2 separate regions of the Homo sapiens genome follow, and region 1 is linked to region 2. A link is a contact called in ENCODE Hi-C or POLR2A ChIA-PET data. All regions are on one chromosome and are shown on one strand. Each heading gives the region's core, a stretch centred on a gene start or an enhancer-like site at or near the end of the contact. The rest is flanking DNA. Distances are from core to core; before and after follow the strand shown.

Evidence for each region. A loop is a pair of places that touch in the nucleus more often than their neighbours do. ChIA-PET counts read pairs that join two places held with the same protein, here RNA polymerase II (POLR2A). Pooled maps may share reads with other maps.
Region 1: a loop to region 2 is called in a map of gastrocnemius medialis, with 4 times the contacts of the local background. The contact joins two enhancer-like sites. A Hi-C loop is called at or near these places in 1 of 168 maps with a recorded cell type or tissue (gastrocnemius medialis) and 1 of 50 pooled maps. POLR2A ChIA-PET finds 5 or more read pairs at or near these places in 1 of 52 experiments (PC-9).

What each region holds. Positions count from the first base shown.
Region 1 is chr11:120,345,699-120,349,940 of GRCh38, forward strand. All of the region lies in intron 1 of ARHGEF12 (Rho guanine nucleotide exchange factor 12), which reads left to right. Among named protein-coding and RNA genes, the nearest start is that of ARHGEF12, 11 kb to the left of the region's middle. Within about 2 kb of position 1,711, at least 5 of the 41 ENCODE cell types and tissues checked have a DNase peak (open chromatin) inside an H3K27ac peak, as active enhancers do; they include gastrocnemius medialis, where a contact is called at or near this core.
Region 2 is chr11:119,303,932-119,308,005 of GRCh38, forward strand. CBL (Cbl proto-oncogene) reads left to right here. Exons shown (of 16, transcript NM_005188.4): 16 at 1-4,074. Among named protein-coding and RNA genes, the nearest start is that of MIR6756, 7.0 kb to the right of the region's middle. RefSeq lists an enhancer at 2,557-3,302. Within about 2 kb of position 2,825, at least 10 of the 41 ENCODE cell types and tissues checked have a DNase peak (open chromatin) inside an H3K27ac peak, as active enhancers do; they include gastrocnemius medialis, where a contact is called at or near this core.

The DNA of each region.
Region 1 (4,242 bases), core at 461-2,960, 1.0 Mb after region 2:
CTCAAAAAAAAAAAAAAAAAAAACGAAATGGCGTATGTCATACTCCTAAATATATATATATATACAGTATTTAGCCTTGGACGTTAAAAAAATTAACAATGAATGGGGGAAGGCTTTATTTAAAGCTAAATTGTTAGCTAATACGTGAGTTCTTCAAGGGTATAAGAATAGTTCTTATTCATTTTTAAGTAATTATCGGTAGCCTTATTATATTTTTATTTTTTAATACTGAAAAGCAGAAGGAAGAAAAATAAATGGCCCAAATGATCCAACTACCCAGATGTTGCTGCTCAGGTTAAACGCACACACGCATACACACACAGAAAATTCAAATCATATAAAATGGTATAAAAAAAAGTATTCCTACACACCTGTTAGTTTTCATACCTTCTCCTCATAGGTAACAATAGTTAATTTTTTTGGTTTATCTTCTGAAACATTTAAAAATATATACCAGCCTATAATTTTATTTTTTGCACCTACTCCATAATAAGTGTATCTGTCTTCTTTTGCTAGGTTATGCTGCTGTAGCAACACTATCAAATTTCAGTGGCTTACAACACTGCTTTTCTTCTTGCTTATGCTACACCTTGTCAGCTGTGGATTGACTGCAGCATTGCTTCACGTTTCTTATTTTGGAACCCTGGCTCAAGGAGCATCCCCTGTCTGGGCTGTGCCATTATTGTGGATGAGGGAGAGAGCAAGAAAACAGATGCAGACATACAATGGCTCTTAAAGCTTTCACTCAGTCATGTTGTATGTCACATCAGCTCACATGTCAGTGGCCAAAGCAAGTCATATGGTCAGAGCTCACTGTCAGTGGGGTAAGGATGTATAGTCCTTCCACAGGTGGCATTGCAAGTTGCATGATAACAGATAAGGCTGTATAATCCTCTTAAGGAAAGTGGAGGTTAAATAATTTGGAACAATAAATAATATAGTCTACATCAACAAGTTCAGTAAATGCTTGTTAAATGGGTTATTTGGAGTCTATGAAAGTTTCTTTTTTTTTAGTGGGAAATTCAAACATAAACAGAAGTACAGAGAATGGTATGATGAACCTCCCTTGTTCCCTTTATTACTCCAGCAGTTAATGTACGGACAATCTTGGTTTATCTGTTTTCTTTCCCCCCTTCTCACTAGATTATTTTGAAGCAGTTTTTGGATATCATAATTTCACTTACAAGTATTTCACTAAGTATTTTTAAGAGATAAAGTCTGAACGTGTGACTTCTCATAGTAAATTATTACTGTCTGATAGGGTGAGGTAATAGTACTATATAGACTGACAGGTGTCAAGCAGCAGAGCACGTTCATAGAGCGTATCTAGAATTTGACAGCCTGAACTTGTTTTGATTTCATTTTGAGTATTTCTGGAGGAGGCTTACAACAGAATGCCATCTACTTTTCCAGCCTCTCCCTTTCTTTCTTTCTTTCCTTCCTTCCTTCCTTCCTTCCTTCCTTCCTTCCTTCCTTCCTTCCTTCCTTTCTTTCTTTCTTTCTTTCTCTTTCTTTTTCTTTCTTTCTTTCTCTCTGTCTCTCTCTGTTTCTCTCTCTCTCTCTCTCTCTGTCTGTGTGTGTGTGTGTGTGTGTGTGTGTGTGTGTGTGTAGCAGAAGCAGGTAATTAACCTCTGGAAAAAATAACATTGCAACAGATTTGATTTGCAGAGGTTTCATTTCTCACTGAGCCTCTGTTGGAATGATGCCAGTTGAAAGGAATCCCAGCTCTTAATGGCTCCAAGTCTTCTGGGAGCTCTCAGTGATGTTATTTTCTTTGGAGAAGAACATCAGAATCATTTATAAAAATCCTGTGTTCACCCATGCCATTTGCTCTGTGGAGAAAGGATCTATCATATCTTTAAGATGATCTCTAAGATGATATAAAAGTAAAGAAATTCATCTATCTAATTTTAGTTTAGAAATCATTAATGCCAATTTCAGCTGCTCAGGTTAGTTTGTCTTGAAGGCCTGAAAGCCTCCATTTTGATTCAAGATGTCGTAGATTTTATGAGCATTCAGTATAACCAGTAAGTTTGTCATTTCCATGGTTGTAGGGAATATGAGACATTCTGTTATGGATCTAGGATTACCGTTTCACAGGACATTCTTTTTTTGGGGGGATTGTTAGGTAATAAACAGTGGGACACAAAATAAACAGATATAATCTCTTCAGTTTGTAGATTTTCAGGTGACAATGAGGTGGCAGAAGAGGATTTGTGCAGATTAGGAAATAAATAATTATTGTATATAACATGATGGAAATATTTTAGTATAGTACCACTATCAAATTAATTTTGTTTCCTTAACTAGCTTCTTTCATTGTGTACAGAGACACTTATATTAAAGTAGTCTTTATAGATATCCAGTTAGCTTTAGTTTTTTCTAATTACATTATATTGCTAGTCTCATTTCAGAGTCCATGTAGGAACTACAGTAGAAAAGTAGCTATCATTGGCTTGTAAATAAAATTACTTAATTTTGAGTTTTTCTTGGGAAGGAAAAACCAGTTTTACAGAATTAGTGGAGTTGATTCTGGTTTTGGTTACTTGTGACAATATAGTCTATTTAAAATATAAATAAATAAAAATTTGCCCAAGAAGAATAAGTTTGACTTGCCATGATTCATACTGTTTTTCTGTTGTTGTATCACAATTGAGAACATTAGTTTCAGAGGTAATAGTTTGTCAGTATGGGTCGAGTAGCTCTAATCCAAAAATCCAAAATCAGAAATGCTTCAAAATCTGAAACTTTTTGGGTGCCATGTGCCACAGGTGGAAAATTCTACACGTAAGTACATAATACAAACTTTGTTTCATGCACAAAATTATTTACAGTAGTGTATAAAATTACCGTTAGGCGGGGGCCAGGCATGGTGGCTCAAGCCTGTAATCCCAGCACTTTGGGAAGTCGAGGCAGGCGGATCACCTGAGGTTGGGAGTTTGAGACCAGCCTGAACAACATGGAGAAACCCCATCTCTACTAAAAATACAAAATTAGCTGGGCATGGTGGCACATGCCTGTAATTCCAGCTACTCGGGAGGCTGAGGCAGGAGAATCGCTTGAACCAGGGAGGTGGAGGTTCAAGCGAGCCAAGATCATGCCACTGCACTCCAGCCTGGAAAACAAGAGCAAAACACCGTCTCAAAAAAAATAATAATAAAAAATTACCTTCAGGCTGTGCATATAGAGTGTACGTGAAACATTAATGAATTCTGTGTTTAGACTTGGGTCCCATTCCCAAGATATCTTACTATGTATATGTAAATGTTCCAAAACACAAAAAAATTCAAAATGAAACACTTCTGGCCCCAAGCATTTTGGGTAAGGGATACCCAATGTGTACCTTTGTTAGGATAATATACTTGTACCTTGGTTGTATTTTAGTTGCAATTGTTAGTTGCACAATTTGGGGGAATGTTTGAGGTCTCTATAGTAGTTACTGTATTTACCAGGAAGCCCTGCATGATTAGAATTCTTGAGACAGTGTATAAAGTTAAATTGGGTGTGTTGCCTGGATGTGAACAGTAAAAAAGGAGAAGCTTCTCACCATACAATTATAGCTTAAAAGGAACCAGGTACAATTCTGTTTCCAAAAATAGAAAGTAAGTCAAATATTATATGGATATGTAATAGTAATTATATTAATTTTGACTCCCTGGCCGACTTTTTTTTTGAAGCTATCATTTTTTGTCAGAGATAAAAAGTAGCTTTTAAAGGAAAAGATATCTCAGCCCTTAATTATGTGTGTGTGTATGTGTGTGTATGTATTTATTTATATATTTTAGCCCTTGTAAGAGAGGAGCAGTGGAAGGGAACTGAAGGAGCATGATATAGAGAAAAGAGCCTGGGTTTTGGTGTGTTGCATTTGTTCTGTTACTAGCTGGGAGACCTTGGGCAAATTTACCTCTCTGATCAGCAGTTTAATTTTTTCATCTGTAAAAATGGGAAGAATACCTACTTTGCAGAATTGTCGTGACGATTAAATGAGAGTGTGTGTGAGTACCTAGCACATCGTAAGAGAGAGCTCAGTAAGTTATAGTAGCTGTTATTGTTTAAACTTCAGGAATTAGCTAGGTTTTGCTAGAACTTTCATCTGTGCTTGTAAGATCTTTTTGAATCCATATGTATTTTTAGCAGCTGTGGCTAAGATAGTTTTTTTCCCTTGCTGTGATAATATTCCTTATCTTTTATATTTCAGGCTATTGTTAGAATTAAATGCGTTTGCGAGTGAGGAATAGATTT
Region 2 (4,074 bases), core at 1,575-4,074:
AATTGGTTTTCCAGTCTTTCAACAACCGTTGTGGCTAACTATGTTTTAGAAGGGCTGGAGGTGTGGGCCCTGTCTTCGGGTCTCAGGACCCAAAGATCCTTTAGTCAGTTGTTGGGTCTTCCAAGAGCCAGACATTAATACAGATTGAACTCCATCAGTCCCCTAATTGTCAGCCTTTACCTCCCTCCCAGAGCAAGGAGTTTAGGGATTCTAAAGCTTAGTGTCCACACATCATTCTACCAGACCTTAGAGCTTTAGAAGCTCAATCTAAAATACTGTAACTCAGCATAAACTATTACTATCACTCCTTTGAACTCAGTCTCCATGAGCAGTGTTTTGTTGGAAATACATAGAACGGCTTAATGCCTAGAGGGTGGTGGATAGTGAAGGACGGTCAAGGTTATATTTTTGACTGCTTAGGGATTCTTTGGATCCAAGAAACAGAAATGTTCAAGCGGAATAAAGGAGGGAGTGGAGTTGTGGTAAGGATGCAGGGTATTTCGCAGAACCCAGGACGGGAAGTGCCTTTGGTTCTTGGGTGGAGCTGGAACTGCAGAGCTTTGCACCTAGTCCTTTCTCCCGCTTCACAGTCTGCTTATGGTATATGTGGCCCCCAAATAGGCACTCTAGTCCTCAAGTCTACACCACCTTCCAACTCTGGGGATCACCATGAACAAATTCTCAATTTCCCATACTTAATTTTTTTTTTTTTTGAGATGGAGTCTCGCTGTGTCGCCCAGGCTGGAGTGCAGTGGTGCAGTCTCAACTCACCACAACCTCTGCCTCCCAGGTTCAAGCAGTTCTCTGCCTCAACCTCCCGAGTAGCTGGGATTACAGGCGCCTGCCACCATGCCCAGCTAATGTTCATATTTTTAGTAGAGACAGGGTTTCACCGTCTTGGCTAGGCTGGTCTTGAACTCCTGACCCTCATGATCCACCCACCTCGGCCTCCCAAAGTGCTAAGATTACAGGCGTGAGCCACCGCGCCCGGCCCATACTTCGTATTCTTAAAAAAAACTACACTCAGCCCAGCACATTGATCAAGTATCTATCTCTGAGCAGTTGGCCTTGCCAGGGAGAGCAGAGATGTGGCAGGCTCCTTCAGCTGGAGACAGGGAGCTTCTCAGAGAAGTGAGCAGAGACTCCACAGACACCCTAAAAAGGCTTCTACTCAAGAAGTAAAGCCACTACTCCTGCCTTTTTGCTTAGTGGACAGGAAGGCACAGGAGTTTGTCTGGGACATCATAGAAATTCTTAGGTTTAACTTAATTCTGGTCATTGTCTTCTTTATTTCCTGTTTTTCTTCCCTTTGTCAGTCTTCGCATCCAAGATTTCTTCCCTCCCTCTTGTGGGCCAGCCTGTCCTGTTCCAGAGCTAGCCTGTTCCTGGGTAGCCTTCCTTAGCCTCCATTCAGCCTCAGGTCTTTTGCCTTCTTCCGTGTTTATTTAGAGAGCAGAATCTAATAACGGGTTCCACTGTAGCCACTATCCATGGACTTCTGGGTCCTCTTCAGGTTTGAGTGCTTGAAAATGTTCATTCTCTGGGCTTGTGGCCTGTCTCCTCCACTCTCCTCCTCACCCTCTCGCTCCTTCCTGTGTGAGGGCCGCTCTGCAGTAATGTTCTCAGGCAAGCCTTCCTAGGCACCTCAGAAACTACTTTGCCAGAGCCAGTAAGAATATATAATATTGGAGCAGTTGCCAGGATAGAAATTAAATATAGATTCCAGTTTAGGATAGAGTTTTTACCGAGAGCTCTTTAGACAGTATACCTGTGTCTTCTCTGGCAATTGCTTTCATTTTAGTCCTATATAAAAGCTTTCCTTTTCTGTTTTTTTTTAAAACTATGCTTTTGCTTGCCTAAATCTTTTGATCTTATATTTCTCTCATCTCAGAGCCTGTCCTGAGTTGTAAGGTATTTCATACTGCCTTACTTAAAAGTTTTTTAAACTACTAGAGTCATTTGATACACACAGAAGTTACCTAATAATCCAAAGATGTCCATCAAGGGAGGAAGGGTGGGTCATCAGACTTTGCCTTTGATGTTGTAGACTAGGCTCCTGAGTTAAGCAGCAGAGGGACAGCAGTGCCATGTGCCTTCACTGTGTCCCAGGAAATCTGGGTTGGTTCCAGTGGGAAATACCAGTATTTCTTGGTTCTGGAAAGTAGCAAAAGAGTAGGAGATGGGGAAATAGGGATGGGGAGAGCAAGCCCCGCATGTCCATGGCGAGTCAGGTGGGGAGCACGGGTGGAAGGGCCGGCTGTTGACAGACAGACTAAGCTGTGTGGTGCTCTTGCCGCCCCTTCCTGGGTACAGAGCTTGAGAAAAATGCAGCCGACCACTCCCTGTGTTTGTACAGAGCAAAGCCCAAAAGCCAACCTCAGATCTCCTGATTTGGCAGCTGAAGAAATCAGCAGAGTCCTGATTGCCTGATTCAGTCCCAAAAATGAATGTCAGGCCCCGCCCCCTCCCCACCAACATTGCCTCTCCTACATTCTCCTTCTGCCCCTAAATCAGACAGGAGGCCAGAGAGGAGTATTGCTCAATGCGTGCTATGTGCAACTCCTCAGGCCTTGTGCCACCTCCATGCTGAGCCCTGAAGCAGGGTGTCCTGGGTGCCTGTGTGTCAGCTCCCTCCTCTCTACCTACCTCTGACCTTCTTGTGGGTGAGGGTGGCCATGCTTATGGCCATCTTAAAACTGGAGAGGCAGAGAACTACTTATGAGTCTGTAGACCACGTGTTGTCTTCCATGGCCTGTTTCTCCTGCTGTCTGGGTGAGTGAGCCTGCAACGCAATGCCCATGAGAGTAAATGCCTCCTGACCTACCCTGCTCAGCACTGTTCTAGTGTCTTGGCCTTGAAAGAAAAGCCTGACTTCCTGCTGACACATGTGGTAGGGGCATGGCAGCTATGAGGCACCTCCTACGTCTGTTTTCTGGCTGTGGTGACTTGGGATTTTTAACCTTATATATCTTTTTCCTTTACTCAAAACAAAACAATTTTTAGCACACTGAAAAAAAAAAAAAGCCAAATGTTTTGTGCCTTTCTAAGGCAGCACTGTATCCCAGGCTGCATTTTAGGACTTAATATGGAAATACCAGAGTCTGAGCTCCTCTACCTTGAGTTTCATTAGTCCTTAGTGTCTAGGAGACAGGAAAGAATGCTCTCTGTGACTGGAGAGGTGACATGCAGGTGCAGTGTGTCTGGAGTCCCTTTCCCCTGCTGTGAGACTTCAGTGGAGGAGAGAAGCATTGTACCCTGGGATCATTTGGTTGGTTCCAATCACAAGCTTAGTTATCAGGTTGCATGCCTTGTCTCCTGCAAAAGACAGAATGTTTCACAATTCCCAGGTAAACTCTGGACCATTCCAAGTGTCCTAGCCTTCTGATGACATTAATTACCTAGTTGTGTCGAGGAGTATAGGATGGACTCTCCTGAGAAGGGGAGGTTGGTGGCTTTGTCTTTTCTTTTTGCTGGATCCTGAACTGGTCTAGACCTCCTGCCCCCACCCCCCAGCCCCCATCAGATGTGGCTGGCCTTTCATTTGAAGGCTTCAGACTTAAAGCATTAAGCAGCTAGTGCCCTCTGCAGGGCCTGGTTTCCCCAGGGAAGGGCAGCAAGGAACATGGGACCAGAAGCCTGTCCTCAGTAATGTGACTATAGTGAGCTTTAGCAAAAGTTTTTCTATATAATGACATCTTACTTATCTTTTACCCTTTCCTCAGTTTTCCCCTGCCTTTAACTAATAAAGAATTGGGAGACAGAAATTTTAAAGTCCTCCTTATTCAAGATTTTGAAATTCTTAGCCTGGGAGTGCTGGAGAGAACCTGATGCTTTCTCCAGAATGAAGAGTCCCAATTTGTATATCAGTGTTAAGAAGAAAACAAAACAAACACATAGGTGAGATTTTCGTGGACTATTTTAAAAATGTGTCATTAATATAAAAAATTTATATTAGCAGTATTTAATCATTCTCACCTGTAAAGAATAAGAAAAACAGAAGGTAAATATTCTTACAGAGAATAGCAGAGCTTTAAGATTCATTTTCATTTTAAGTCCATTTTATTTTGCCAGTGT